Regions from separate parts of the Mus musculus genome. Here region 2 is linked to region 1. The links are chromatin loops, found by intact Hi-C in ENCODE. Cell type or tissue: left cerebral cortex. All regions are shown on one strand.

Region 1 (8,000 bases):
AAGAGCACCAGAGCTCTTCCAGAGCTCCTGAGTTCGATTCCCAGCAACCACATGGTGGCTCACAGCTATCTGTAATGGGATCTTCTGGTGTGTCTGAAGACAGCTTCAGTGTACTCACATACATAAAATAATTTTTTTTTAAAGAAATGCAGGTCATGCGCACAAATGTTGCAAGTCTTCCTCCAGCTGTGTCCCTGGCACTGTGCGTCTGTATGCATTGCTTGTCCCTGGTGGCCTCTATAGAGGCAACGACTGGGAGGAAGTGGCAGGGTGTCTGAGAAGGTGACAGGTGCACACAGCACAATCATGATTCCCCAGGACATGTTGGGACACTGAGAATATAGGAGATGTGGGGTGGGTTCGGGTTTGGATACCCCTGGCCAGAACGTCACGAGGATTTTCGTTCATAAAGCAAATTTTATGCTGAGTGCCATCACGGAGAAGCATCAAGGGGGAGAGCAGGTTTAGGAGATGGTACGTGCTTTCAAGAGCTGAGTATAAAGCACCAAGAAGGCCATCGGCTCTAGGCTGAACGTGTGGGTGGGAGATACTGGTTTATGCCTTGAAATCACTAGATTACAGGAAAGAGCAATAGGGTTCTAGCATTGCTGTAGCAAGCAGAAAGGAGGAGTCGGGCAGTGGAAGCAGGTTAAGTGAAGGAGGAGAAAGCACAAGAGGAGCCAGGAAGGTGCAGAGCGGCCACACGAGGGAAGAGCTTGGCAAAGGGACAGGACATGCTCAGAGATACTGGTTTGTGCCGCATTAGGGGCTCACTGAAGACTTTGGTAAGGGTTTCAACAGAGAAGTGTCAGAAGTCAGTGACTGAACTGGGGAAGAGTGGATATTGAAAACGGAGATGTACTGGAACCTCAGAACTCGGGAGGCTGAGGCCAGAAGTCCCAAGCACCAGGCCAGTCTGGCTCATACAAAGCAAGGCTCTATTTCAACAATGACAAAAGAAGACACTCTGTAAGTTATATGTGGTTACAGTCAGTGTTGAATGTCATAGGCTTGTTTGCCGGGGTTCTCCAGAGGAGGTGGAGACTGAATCGAGCATCACTATCACTGGAAACACTCTCTCAGACACGGCAGGATCATTTTTAACCAGCTAGCTGGGAAATCTATGATTCAGGGAAGCTGATAACATAAAATTAGGCTCCACAGCCATTGAATTAAATTCAGATTTATTTGAAAAATATTTGGCATACTGTGTTGTAATGTAATTGATTTTTACAGAACCTTAAATTGAATATAGAATTAAATTTATTGACAAGGCAAAAGTCAGAGACCTCTCTGTTGATGAGTGATTTTTATCTAGAAGCCCAAACTACTGAGAAAAAATGAAAAAAAAAAAAAAAAAAAAAACCAACAACAACAAACTACAGCACCCGGCATAGGCTCACCTGTAATTCCAGCACTTGGCAAGTGGAGTCAGAAGGGTTGTGAATTTGAGGCTAGCTTAGTTACATCGGGAGACTATATAGTAGGTCTGGGCTACATAGTAGGTCTACATGAGTTTGAGGTTGGACTGGTCTACATAGCAGGATTCAGGCCAGGGAGGGCTGTGTTGTGAAATCATGTAACAAAAGGAAAGAAAGTCAGAGGAAAGAAGCAAAGAATACTTTCTGCTCTTCAGAGCACCCAGGTTTAGCTCCCAGTACCTGCATGGCAGCGCACGATCTGTTTTTCCAGATCCAGTTCTGGCATCCTCCTGTGCATCCAAGCACCAGGCGCACGGTGCACATACATACATGTAGGTAAGCACTCATACATATGAAATGAAAATTAATCAATGGAGGGCAAAGAGCAAGTGAGTGGGCGTATCCCATGGGTGGGTGTGCCCGTGGGTGGGCGGGTCCCACGGGTGGGCGTGTCCATGGCGGTCTCCTTTATTGTTGTACCATGCTGATTCTCGCTCCGTGGACATTTCAAAAGTTCCATTAAAAGGAAACTTTATTTTTAAAGATAGCAGATGCCAAGAGGAAAGGAAGAACAAGAGCTAAAACGCCAAGTGTCAGCTGTAGAAGGTCTAGATCCAGCTAGGGCAGCGTCCCATAGATGCTTTCCAAATATGAAGCCGTCTTAAAGACAGCTTGCTTCCAAATTAGCAATGCCGCGATTTGCATAGCAGAGCCCAGTAGGCAATTGTGAAGAAAACAAATATGTTTTCTAGTCTTAGCACAACGTATAGGGAAAAACTATGAACAAATAATGGACTGTATGAATATTCGGGTATTCCAACAACGGAGAGTAGCCTGTGTTTAAGATCATCAATAATCCAAAATATTGTACCCATTCGTTAAATTACTATATTTCAATAAGCTCCGATGATTCCTAATTGCTTGTCAACACTCTTCTACTATGAGGTAAACGTTTCTCTAATGGAAAGAAATGTTACCAAAACAGGAAAAGCCCTGACAACTGCTGACTTGTCTTGCTGAGTTTGCAGGTATACGCCAGGTACAACTGTGCTTTTTGAGTAGGTGAAGAACAGGTCGGGGTGGGTCAGACTGTACAAAGGTCCTGTGGCAGAGGGACGATGGAAGAGGAGGAGGAGGAGACTAGAAGCAGGCCAGCATGAAAAAAGTGCAAGAAATCACATTCTGAGCCAAGACTGGAGCCATGGGTAGGTGACAAACTATACCCTGTCCCAAATGCCATGAAGATTTTTTAGTAGACACAGTGGGCTGAAAGGAGTCCAGGGTAATGTGGGTGAAGCAGAGGTGAGACTGTTTTGGCTGTAATAGGGAAACCAGATTAGTATCAGAGAAAGCAGTATTAAGCAAAGTTCATATTTAAGAAGATACAGGAATGGCTGGAAAGATGGCACAGTGGTTAAGAGCACTGCTGCTCTTCCAGAGGACCCGAGTTCAAATCCCAGCAACCACATGGTGGCTCACGACTACCTGTAATGGGATCTGAGGCCCTCTTCTGGTGTATCCAAAGATATGTATAGTATTTTTGTACTCACATATGTAAAATGAATGAATGAATCTTTAAAAACGAAGAAGATGCAGGAAGTCCAACTGCTTGGTAATGGATTGGATGAAGGGCATGAAAACGATTTAAATGTCACAAGTGTGCCTTGGGAGACTTCCAAGTAGAATCCTTACCCTTAAGGAGACCCAGCAGGAGAGAGTGGAACATAGGCTTTGTGGCAGCCCTGCACATCATTTGTAAACGTTACAGCCAGACTTGAATCGTGCACCTGTTGCCAATACTTTGTGTGCATTAATGGGGTAGAACCAAAAATTCTTGTATCATCTACCTGGTGCTAGCATATCATTTAATAATCCTGAATTCAAATATAAGAAGTGTGTTAGTTATACATCACCCTTTATACTTTTAGCATGACTAGAAGACATAGAACAGGCAGTAATAGGGCTAACCTGGAAGCTTAGCATGAGGAGGCTTTGCTGAAACAGTAGGCATGGTGGTGCACACCTGTAATCTACGTTCTTCACAGGTGGAGGCAGGTGGCTGTGGAAATTTTCAATCTAACTAGGGCTACTTATGGAGACTTTGTTGAGAGAGAGAGAGAGAGAGGGAGAGGGAGGGGGAGGGAGAGGGAGAGGGAGAGGGAGAGAGAGAGAGAGAGAGAGAGAGAGAGAGAGAGAGAGAGAGAGAGAGAGACAGAAAAGACAGTAAATTCCTAGATTTTTTTTCCTTGCTTAGAGATGTCTGACTGACATTTTCACTCTGGCCGGCAGATGGCAGTATTTTATCTTGTTTAAGCATTTATAATCAGCTTTTGTTTTGAGTCCTCTAGGCAATCCATGAAATGACAGGGACTTGTGAGAGGTCACCTTACACACTTTTGATCCCCAAACTCCCTTAAACTCTCTTTCAAATTACTAATTTCTTGCAAATAATTATTACTAGTTTTGTAAATAGGAAACCCTACTTTTAAATTTTTTTGATAAAGCTTCACTGTGTAGCTCAGGCCGGCCTCCGAGTCTCACCACACATTTATCTTCTTTAACTTTCTTCCTTAACATTTTTTTTTTCTGAAAAACATGTCAATGATGATCGGCAATTTGGAAAATAAAGTTTAATGTATTTAATAAGGCACGGTTAAAGATTCCCACCAGAAAGATGAACCCCTTCAACTCTGACGTCTCTGGGCTGGAGACTCAGAGGCAGCCTCAGTCTCCCATGGTTGGCTATATGTTGATGTCTTCAACTAAAAAACAAAAAACAAAAAACAAACCCCCAATATTCCCATAGTCGTTTGATGAGTAAATTAACCCCACAGCACAGACTGCTATCTTGCACTTGGGAAAACACACACCCATGCTGGCTTTGAAGTTCTAAGTTCTTCATAACTCCATAAAGAAATAGGGAGGAGTGGGAAATCAAAACATACAAGTGGCCTTGAGTTCTGCAGAGCAAGTCCCAGCCCATCCTGGCCTACTTAGTAATTATCTCAAAAACACAACCAAAGACAAAATATCAGGAGGCCTCCACTATATACGGAATTAGGAGTGCTTTCAACAGCATCTTCAAAATATCCCATTTCCACTATAATAATGATCATTATGATAATGAAGAGAAAAATGTGTCTGCTGTTTCCTCCTGTGGTCCTCTTGTTACTCTAGAGCTCACAGGAGCTTCATTTGTAATATTTACTTAAGTATAAACAGAAACAATCCATCAAGCTACAAGCCCCCCTCCCGCCCAAACAAAAGGCATGGACGCTCAGGCGCTCCCTTTGAATGTATGTACAAGAACAGCAGAAAAAAAAAATGCTTCTAATTGGAACGTTCCAAATGCATTTCTCCCCAATTAGAGTCAGTAACAACTCTAAATGGCACTGTCTTGGGGACAGCTCATCAGTTAATTATAAGGAGTCCTCTAAATTGAGGAGGAAAGAGTGATACTCAGTTTTGATCATTACAGATAAATATGGCTTGTCATTCCTCGCTTGATATTCTAGACAGTCCGTCAGAGGCAAACAGGGAACAGAGATAATTGTCTTTTACAAAGAGCAGAGATTATGAGAACAACACTGAACATTTACTTAACTCTGTCTTCTGGTCTGGGGTATGTTTTTTTCCACAAACATTTCGATCACATGATCCCCAGAGAGACTCATTTGCTTGCCCAGTTTCCCTTCCATCTGGGTCTTCTAAACAAGGGGAAACAATATGGTAATTCTATTATTGTAGCTAATAACCTGGGAGAGTGGAAACACATTTTAAATATGATAGCAACATATTTTAGCATAGAAGTGAAATTTGAATGTGTCAATATGGTTAATGTCTATGTAGATTTTTGTCTTCTAGCATCTGTAACACTCCATGTTCTGGTAATATCTTAAAAATCTAGAATTTAGTTTATATACATATTGTATTATACACACACACACGCATATGTCAATTTATACATTTATATGTATATATATGAATGATAATCCCATTTGCCATTAACCTTTCATTTTATAAATAAAACATAAAAGAAGCAAATGCTTAAACAGAGAATTCTGAGCTTATTGCTTCTCTTAACAATTTTGGAAATTCTCTTTTAAAACATGTCCTCCCTCCTCAGCATCTCTCCCGCCAGTCACTTGTTGTGCTCACGAGTCTTCTGTCACCACAAATCCATGGCTTTTACTTGTCGTGAGGCACAGCTCCTCAACTGCTATTGTCTACAGTCACCTCATTTCTGAATGGAAGTTAGGAATCAGACTCCTGGTGCAGAACTGTTTAGAAATAGCCCTTCAGCTTCCTCTATCCCCAGAGGAGTTCGCTGCACATGCCTAGAACTCCTTCCATCTGGCCTCTGCACAAAGGGCTTATTCCACTTTAACACAGTCTTTGTTTTATGAGGAGTGTGAGTTCATCTGAGTGAATACACAGGACACAGTAGTCATGTTGCTGGAGAACCTGAGCTGACCAGGGTTTTGTTTTGTTTTGTTTTGTTTTGTTTTGAATACCTAAACTCAAGATGACAGAAACTACATTTGGCCGGCAACAAAGACCCAGGAAGGTAAGAGCTGTGGCGGTGACAGATCTGAGGCAGAGCTGAGAGAGAGCAACTGGGAAGGGTCTTTTCCAGACCATCCTTATAATCCTTATATTTGTATAGCTTCAGCAAAACAAGGGAAGGCAGCTGGGTGTATATGTGTGCACTAGGAGAAAACCTTTGTGAAATATTCTCTATAAGACACCAGCAGGAAAATTGCCACATTTGCATACTGATATACCCTTGAACTTTATTGCAATGGTTTTTTTTCCAACAGAAAGACATTTATAATCAATGTGCTGATGACATACATTTCATAAATTTTCTTCTCCCAATTATAATTACAAAAAAAATTCGAAACCTCATTCATATTTAGTTGAAGATCTTCCTTCTGAAAGGCACCCTGGTCTTAGTGTTGACTCAACTGATTTTCTTACCCTAATGTAGCCATGCATCCAGTAGCTCTTCTTCCTGCCACACTCCCAGGCTGAAGAGAATTTTGTGGTACATTTGTGTAAGGGCAGATTGGAGGAACGGTACCTAAAGAATACACATCAAAGGGCCAAGGAGGAAGGAGCAGTAAGAAGGAAAAGGAAGCAGGCACACCCCTCCCCCACCCAGCGACCTGGCAGTAATGATTTATTTAAAACTGTATTATAGAGCGCTATAGCACAGCCTATTTGGCTTTAAAGGAATTCTATAGATGGCACAGACTGAGTTAAAACAGTTGAATGGCCAGTATCTTTACAGGTTACTTTGTGAGCCTTAGAGGCAAAGCATCGGATTTCTGTTCCCCCTTAGATGATCTGGTTATAAAAGTAGGTTTTTTTAAAAGGGGTTGTTCTGACCTACTCTTTCAGAATTGAGTAACATTTACATTTTTATTCTGTAGCCTGCCCCTGGTCTCTTCCCTTCCCTGACTGTCTCCCTGGCCTCCAACTCTGGACAATTCTTCTATCCTCCTGAGGGACCCCCCAACCTCATCCAACAGCAGCCCCACCCAGCACAGGCCTTACAGGCATGGCTCTCCACACCTGGGGAAAGGTGCTTTGTCCTGCCAGCGGGTGCCTGGGAACAGCAGGAACAGGGGCCCCCACACGGAACAGCTGCTGAATCTTGTAGCAAACAGTGGAGTAAATCGGTACAACTGGATCCAATTCCAAACACAAACTGGCTTAAAAAAAGGAAACAGCAAGTCCAAATTACTTCGGCTTTTTTTTTTTTTTTTTCTTTTTTAGAGGAAATCCTAAAACTGCTGTAGATTGCAGTGTTGGGAAAACAAGCTCGTGTTTCCAGTTTCTGTACCACTACTTCCCCACTCTGAGCTGTTCAACTCAAGGAGTTCAAGCATTCATGCTGACTCAGTTTTGTCCCCACCGTCAGAACAGAAGTATGACCCAAACGGTACGCTGGGCGGACTAGGAACAGAGACAAGCTGATGTCCGCTTGGCTGTTTCAAGTTTACCAATCCATACTCATTTAGTGCAAACATTGTGTTGGTCAGGTCTATGGAGGTACAAAGAATGACCTTTCCAGAAAGGGCAAACCTAAAATCTCAGCAGAAGGTCTCAAGGTCACTGACCCAGGACAACCCTGGAGACTGGAAACTCCTGGGTCCTGATCCGCACCGGAGGAGGTGGGGGTTCGAGGCCGCGTAGTGAAAGAGCTAGCGTGGGCAGTTCTTTTGTACTCCAGCTGGAGTAAAATGAACGCAGGCTCGCGTGTTTTCATCGCTGGTGACAGCATCCAGCAATGGGAGTAGGGCTCAGGGGCGCGCAGCGGTGCTTTCTCAGCAGGGTCCCCCGAGAAGCCGGAGGAGGGGGTGAGCGCTGCGCCAGAGGACCCGGGAGCCCGGAGGCGAGGGCAGGGGGCGCGGGGCGCGGGGCGCGGACTGGGCTGCGCGCCTGTCCAGGGTGCCGGCAAGCAGGAGCCGCGGCGAGGGAAGGAAGTAGGAAAGAGGAAGGAAAGGCGGGAGGGGCCGGCCGCGCGGCTGCAGTTTCTGCGGCCGGCCTGGTAGGAGGAGCGGGAGGAGCGGG
Region 2 (8,000 bases), 130 kb after region 1:
TGACACTCACTGTGTGTTGACACAGACTCTCTATGATTATTTAACGTGGCATCGCACCCACGTGTGTCCCTGCTTGCTGTTTCAGGACACAGTGTGAGAAACATCCAGGCCTTCGCAGTTCTCCAGAATGCGTTTTTAAAAGCAAAGACCAACTTCCTCGCCCAAATCATCCTGGACGCCATCACAAACATTTATATGGCCGACAACGCTAATTACTTCATCCTGGAGTCCCAGCATACCCTCTCGCAGTTCGCAGAGAAGATCTCTAAACTCCCAGAAGTACAGAACAAATACTTCGAGATGCTGGAGTTTGTTGTTTTTAGCCTGAATTATATCCCCTGTAAAGAACTCATTAGCGTCAGCATCCTGTTAAAGTCCAGCTCTTCTTACCACTGTAGCATCATTGCAATGAAAACCCTTCTGAAGTTTACAAGGCACGACTACATATTTAAAGATGTCTTCAGGGAGGTGGGCCTGCTGGAGGTCATGGTAAACCTTCTGCATAAGTATGCTGCCCTCCTGAAGGATCCAGCTCAGGCACTCAATGAGCAAGGTAAACACTTCCCCAGTTGATGCTCGGTTTGGGAAGTCAGTCAGGGAGGCTCTGGGGCTGGGGCGTGCCTGGACTGCCGATATGAACGAGCTCCTGTTGTCTGTGAGTGTGATGGGTTCCAGCCAGTGTCTCCAGCATTGACTTTTTTTCACCTGTTGTTAGGGAGTTGAGTAAGGGGCGCCCAGAATTATGTTACAGTAGTAGAATAGGGTTCAAAGTAAGGGGAAAGTAAGTATGGTTGTCATGACTTGTGCTTATTACTTTTTATAGTTAAGTACCATGAAATGTGGGTATCTGAAAATGTTTTTCAGTAAATTTTGAGACAAATGGGTCCATTTCAGGATGCTTCATAAACATCATTGGGTGCCTTTTTGGTAAATATGATGAAGGTACTCCTATCTAGCCATTAGGAAGCTTTAAGTTGTGAGTAAATGCCTCTGACTCATATTCAGAATTCTCTGCTCGGCCTCTCTGATTAGAATCAGTGAGAGCGATGGGGTTAACTGGGTTTGCCATTTTCATTTGGAATATTTGTTACATAATTAGCTCCTCCCACACTAAAATAAAAATCTGTTAACATCAATTTGAACATATTTTGGGCAGGTGCTGGGCATGTGTTATTTCAAAGGGTATGTTATTAGCATGTGTGATAGTGGAGAAAGTAAATGTGAAAGACACAATAAGGAGAATTAATAATTCAAGTGGAACTGGCCAGAAAACAATGCTTTTATGATTTGAATCTTTGAACCTATTTTCTAGGGGACTCAAGAAACAATAGTTCAGTTGAAGACCAAAAACACTTGGCTCTGTTGGTGATGGAGGCCTTGACCGTGCTGCTTCAAGGGTCCAACACAAATGCAGGTGAGAGGAAAAGCCTCGGGCCAGAGCTCTGGGAGTGGCTCTGTCTGTCTGCTAAGGCTTCTGCTGTTAAAGGAGAAGCGGTGATTCAAGGATGGTACAGCCATTCAGGGATGGTAAAGCCGTTTAGTAATGGTACAGCTGTTTAGAAATGGTGTAGCCATTAAGTAATGGTACAGTCATTCAGGGATGGTACAGCCATTTAGTAATGGTACAATTGTTCAATAATGGTGGCCATTCAGTAATTGTACAGTTGTTTAGTAATAGGACGGTCATTCAGTAATGGTGCAATCATTCAGTAATGGTGTAGTCATTTTAGTAATGGTAAAGTTAGTTGTTCAGTGTTGCAGGGAGTTTGCTAACAGCTTGGTGCTCTCAGTGGGTGCTGCACCCGCCCAAGAGCTCTTTGGATTCCACGCACACGCACGCGCGCGTGCGAGCATCAGTTAATTTTGATATGCCTTGACTAGCTTAATGACCAGGCAGGCATCTTTACATCTCCCCACTGCTAGCCCAACTAGCTCCCGCCCAACTGCCCCAGGCCCTATGGGGGAGTGGCCCTTAGGACCACTTACCTGAATTCTTACATGGCTGGCTGCCTTTCTGTCCCACAGCTCTTAGGTCTCATCCCTCTGCCCTCAAGTCATGGTGATTCTCCCTCTGCTTCCCTCCCAGTTCCTAGCCCACTCAACTATAAAGGTTCCGCCTCTCTTTCCACCCAGCCATTGGCCATTGGCTCTTTATCGGTCAATCAAAAACCAACTGGGGACAAGAACCTTCAGCATTTTACAAGCAAATGTGGGAATTCCCATGCAACTTGGGAATCCATTAAATCAGGATCACAACAGTTCGGTAATGGTAGTCATTCCGGTAATGGAAACGTCACAGCCTGAAAATGAGACATTTTGGCTTATACCTTCCGGGCGAAACCTGTAATGCTGTTACTGTCTTAAAACATTTTATTGCTTTGTATAGTATATTGTCTTTTAGATTTATTTTATAAAGTTATATTGTATACTCTTTAGAAATTATTTCTAAAATACTTCTTCATAGCTGTGGCTCATAGGTGTGACACAACAAGACTTTAAACCTTGCACCTAGGAGGCCGAGACAGACAGATCTCTGAGTTTGAGGTCAGCTTGGTCGACACAGACAGTAATGACATGGTGACTGTATCAGAGCACTCACTGTATGTTAAAACGATAGAAAGTGTCTGTGTATGCTACAGTGCAACGTTTACATTGTAATATAAAAAGTAAGATAGGTATGTCAGCTTCCCAAGCAGTTCTCTTGAATTACCTGTTCCTACAGAAGCAGTTACGTTTTAATAGGCCCGACTCGCCCTGGATGTTCTAACTTAGACCTTTGACCTTATTCCTCCTCCTTTAGGAATATTCCGAGAGTTTGGCGGAGCAAGGTGCGCCCACAATATAGTGAAATACCCGCAGTGCCGGCAGCACGCCCTGATGACCATCCAGCAGCTGGTGCTCTCTCCCAATGGGGAGGACGACATGGGTACTCTCCTGGGGCTCATGCATTCAGCCCCACCCACAGAGCTGCAGCTGAAGACTGACATCTTAAGGGTACAGTTGACCAATATGTCTGCTTCCTTACTGATAAAGTCCGGGGTCCTTTTGAAATTAAATGGACTTAGTTTCAACAAGGACATTCTTGGGGCTCGGAGAAATGGCTCAGCGGTTAAGAACACTGACTGCTTTTCTGAAGGTCCTGAGTTCAAATCCCAGCAACCACATAGTGGCTCACAACCATCCGTAATGAGATCTGACGCCCACCTCTGGTGTGTCTGAAGACAGCTACAGTGTACTCATACAATAATAAATAAATCTTAAAACACACATACACAACAAGGGCATTCTTTATCACTGTTTTAAGTTGTGTGTTTGGGTGTTTTCCGTGTGTGAGTGTAACTGGTGCCAGTGAAGGGCAGGGGCTTAAGATCCCACAGAGCTGGAGTTTTAGGGGAACGGGGATGCCGGGAATCGAACTCTGGGCATCTGTAAGAGCAGTACTCATGCTTTTAACCGCTGAATCTGCAGCCTACCAAAGAGAAATTTTTAAAAATCCAAACTAACAAAGCCTCTACAGTTTATATGCATTTGGGGTTTGTCTTTCCGTATCTCAGGTCCTTCTAGGGACTGACCTTTGCAACAGTTGTCCTGACTCATTGGCTTCATGTGGAATGACTAAAAGCTAAATATGTATATCATCTGTTAGGTTCTCACCATCCAATGTTACGCATACGTGAAACATGTTACGTGATGCTGCATATACACGTTTATCATTTCCGTGTCCGTAGTAGACCCTAGTAAATATCTAACGGTCTCCTTTAATGTGTCCCTTGATTGCCTCACGCCATAGCAAGCTTGCAGAGCAGTCAGCGCACTGATCTGCAGAGGAGGAAGGCAGTGAGTTTGGCTGTGTTCCTCTGGGTGGGGCCTCTACACGCGCTCTCTGCTGCGCCATCCTGCCTCCTAGGACCTACGCACCTGTGTCTTCTCGAGTTGCTGGCATAACTGCCATTGCCGTGTGAGACATTTCCAGAGCTAACTAAAGTTAGACATCTTCCTTTTTAATTTGTTTCCGTGTGAGTTTTGGTGACTCAAGCAAGGAATAGCGTGTAAGAATATTGAGTGGCATTTGAAGCTGTTTTTCTAAGTTCGAGAAAAAACCATCTTAATTATAACAGCAACTAACACAGATCCCTGTGTGCACATTTCACAGGCATCCACTCACATAAGCCTTTTGCTAATAAGATAGGTGTTATTTGTGTCCCTGTAACAGTTTACTTTTTTTAATTTGATTTATTTTCTTGCAGTTCCTAAGCTATGCTAGAGAGACCTTGCCCCCAGACCCTCCCTGTGTTTTAGACACTATAACCTGAAGTGTAGCTTGATTAGACATCTGAAGTGTGAGTCTAGTGGGTGGAGGACACGGTCAGACTGCCCACAGAATTGTGCTTTTAACTTCTGCAGTGTGAGAAACAAAGTTTTAATCGAAAGAGTCTTAATGGGCTTTCTCTAGAAACCTCCTTTTGCATTTCAGTAGCATCTGCCTAAGTCAGAAGAGTCGTTAAAATTCTTATGCTTTCATTAACTTACTGATCCATGATTTCTAGATACGATTTCCATCTTCAGCAAGCAACCACTTTCTTAGGGAAATGTATGCTAACCTCAGTGTGTAGTGGGCTGTGTCCCCAGACCTGTGACAGTCCACTCTACGGTGTATGCTAACCTCAGTGTGTAGTGGGCTGTGTCCCCAGACCTGTGACAGTCCACTCTACAGTGTATGCTAACCTCAGTGTGTAGTGGGCTGTGTCCCCAGACCTGTGACAGTCCACTCAACAGTGTATGCTAACCTCAGTGTGTAGTGGGCTGGGCCCTCAGGCCTGTGACAGTCCACTCAACAGTGTATGCTAACCTCAGTGTGTAGTGGGCTGCGCCCCCCCAGGCCTGTGACAGGACAGTGTTCACAGTAGAGTCATTTCTCGTGTCCTTGTTGTTAAAGTTACACATGTCATGTACTTGTTACATTTTGCCCTAGTGTCTTTAAAATAGTGATAGCTTTATGTGCCAGCCACTTTACAAAACTCTGTGTGTGTGTGTGTGTGTGTGTGTGTGTGTGTGTGTGTGTGTGTGTGTTTGGAGAGTTCTAATTATCTCTCTCATACTCACTGAAAGCCATGACACAGGCAGGCAGAGTAAGTGCTATGATAACGCAGTTTACTGTTGGAGCCAGAGTTGGAATCCCTGCATTCGACTCTGATCTGCATCCACTCCATATCATAACCTTAAGATTGTTATAATGTTGGAATGTCTTAACAGGAATTATAATTGTTAAGAATATAATTTACTAAACTTGACAACAAAGAAATGCTGTTGCTACCAAATACTTTTTAAAATGGAAATTCCCAGCAAAAGAGTGGAAGGAACATACTAGGTGTTTTAGTAATATGCACAGCTTATATAGTTTCTTTTAAAATAACTAAGTTTTAGTATATAGTGAAGTCTTTATCATTGTTGAAGTGGTGTGTGTCATATGGACAGCTGCATATAATATATGCAGTTATATCTGTATCAGCACATGGCCTTTCCCAGATGGCTACATACACTGTATGCAGTTGTAACCTGTATTAGCGCATGGCCTTTCCCGGTCTTTGGCTTCCCTTAGAAACATGTAATATTTGAAGACAATGACCTTCTGAAATACCACAGCTGCTGATATTAAGACGGATCAGCAGAGTGTTGTTGTCATAAGAACGGAAACGTAGGTCGACAGATGTCAGTCCACAGAGCAGGACAACACGACATTGTGTGTAGATGCATTTAGGGAAGTGGAATTCCCTAAGCTTAAGCCTTCCCTGGCCATTCATTTAACCCAGTGCAGAATCCTTGATAACTTTAAAAATCACCATAGTTCCTCACGCAGTGATGGTGGTGGTGGTGGTGGTGGTGGTAACAGCCGTTTTGAAAATCAAAAATTTAAAAGAACTCCAAACTCTAAAACTTAAGAAACATTTGTTGTTCAGTGCGTAGATGCCTGTGCACCACATGCCTATGAGGCTGAAAGAGGAAGGATGTTGGGCCCCTGGTTACAGACACCTGGGACTCCCCCGTGTAGCGCTGGGGATTGAAGCTGGGTCCCCTGCAAGAGCAGCCCGTGTTCATAGTTGCTGAGTCATCACTCCAGCCTCAAATCCTAGAGCTTTCTAACATGATGTCCCATGTAGAGAATCCCCTACGGTAGAGCTTTGTGTCATAGATAAAAGTATTTAAACACACGCACACACACACATTTCCTGTTCAGACTTAAGGTATATCATTGCATGTGTACTCTGAAAACAGCTGAAGGACTTCCTGGACCTAAGGCTTTTGGCTAAGAAGCCCCCGCCTTACATAACACACTGCACTGTTGAGCAACTACGGAAGGCAGAGTGTGAGGGTGCCTAGTGTTGGTGCCTTGCATACTTAAATCAGGTGTTACCGAGTGGGTGACAGGACGGCTTGCTTTCACTGTGGTTATTAGGTCAGATGGGGCAGGGTCCTTTTTTCGGCCTCAGGTTCTAATTCTTTCTAGAGAGACAGATGTCTAAGTCCTCTCTCCTGAGAAACTGTGCCTGAATCAGAGCCCTCAGGTCTCAGCTGCGCTTCCTTGTCTTCCCCCTTAGAATAACCCACCTGATAATCACTTACACAGTCCCAAGCTTTCGTGGTCATGTGATGTCACACTATGTATTTTACCGGTTTCCCTTCTCTCTCCTTGCAGGCCCTGCTGTCCGTCCTTCGAGAAAGCCACCGTTCAAGAACAGTCTTTAGGAAAGTGGGAGGGTTTGTGTACATTACATCCTTGCTCGTTGCTATGGAGAGGTCTTTGAGCTCTCCTCCCAAGAACGGCTGGGAGAAGGTGAGCCAGAGCCAGGTGTTGGAGCTCCTGCACACTGTGTTCTGCACGCTGACGGCAGCCTTGCGCTATGAGCCGGCCAACTCGCACTTCTTCAAGACCGAGATACAGTACGAAAAGCTGGCGGACGCTGTCCGCTTCCTTGGCTGCTTCTCAGACCTCAGGAAAATAAGTGCCGTGAACGTCTTCCCGTCAAACACGCAGCCTTTCCAGAGACTGCTGGAGGAAGGGGCGGTGTCCGTGGACTCTGTGTCACCGACCCTGCGGCACTGCAGTAAACTCTTTATCTATCTCTACAAAGTGGCCACAGATTCTTTTGACAGGTATGGGCCCCGCTTTGCTGTCTGAATTGCAGGCTGTGCCCAGCACAGCCTCAGCATTAGACTCCGGTTAACTGGAAGGAGGGTGAAAACCAGTGAATCTTCTATTTACTTGAGGTCTGTCACTCTGCTCAGGACCCTTCCTAGCCTCGTCCGGGCGTCGAGTTTGCAGCACAGGAGCGTGTGTTTGAGTAAATGCGCGTTCAGTTTGCGCCCATTGCATTTAACAGAACAGCTTCTAGGATGTTTCCTTTTGAGCCATGAGTGTTGTTCCTTACTCTCAGAGAACACTAGGTGTGTGTGGGTGCGTTCATCCTGGTCACCAACCGGACAACATGGTTATTGTGATACGTATTGCCAGGTGATTGCAGATAGACTGTCACACTTTCATAGTCTTTGAGAGATGGCATGCCTCCCCAAGAGACATGCGACACTGGGGCATCCCAGGCAAGTGTCCATCAGAATCGTTTACCTAGTCCTTCAGGAAGGGAACAAGTGCTTGCTGCATGCCAGGCCACTGTACATTCGGGCCCTGAGATATTAACTCTGCACAGTACCATCTGGGTCCCGGTCATCGTTCATGGGTAACGTGCACGTGAATATTTGTAGTGTAAGGTGACGCATTCTGTGATGGAGAAATCGGGCTCTGCACAGGAGAGCTACTTTACCCAGGGTCATTTATTTTCATCGCCTTGACTACGTTTTTCAATTAATTTTCCTCTTTGAAAACAATGTAGTCATGTTCTGGCTTCTCCAGCTTGAACATTGTCATTTTTAATAGTCTCCACTTCTCTTCCGTACAATAAGTGATTTTTTTTTTCCTATCTCAACCACAAAGAGACCAAGTAACA

The links. Peaks named below come from ENCODE experiments on the same cell type or tissue, not always from the same donor. Only the 100,000 strongest peaks of a DNase experiment are listed, where the experiment ranks them.
Region 2: it touches region 1 in a loop (4-fold over the local background); 14 of 42 quality-filtered maps call a loop at or near these places.

The regions. Positions count from the first base shown.
Region 1 is chr5:102,069,981-102,077,980 of GRCm38, reverse strand. It overlaps a transcript of Wdfy3 not described here. Among named protein-coding and RNA genes, the nearest start is that of Wdfy3, 4.1 kb to the right of the region's middle. In left cerebral cortex, CTCF peaks have their summits at 3,711 (motif pointing right) and 7,939; DNase peaks (open chromatin) are centred at 3,714, 7,364 and 7,711; H3K4me3 peaks cover 788 bases; H3K27ac peaks cover 660 bases.
Region 2 is chr5:101,936,434-101,944,433 of GRCm38, reverse strand. It overlaps Wdfy3 (WD repeat and FYVE domain containing 3), which reads left to right. Exons shown (of 67, transcript NM_172882.3): 11 at 86-553; 12 at 1,313-1,414; 13 at 2,801-2,994; 14 at 6,695-7,152. Among named protein-coding and RNA genes, the nearest start is that of Gm42135, 7.4 kb to the left of the region's middle. In left cerebral cortex, no CTCF peak of the experiment used is centred here; DNase peaks (open chromatin) are centred at 3,923 and 6,816.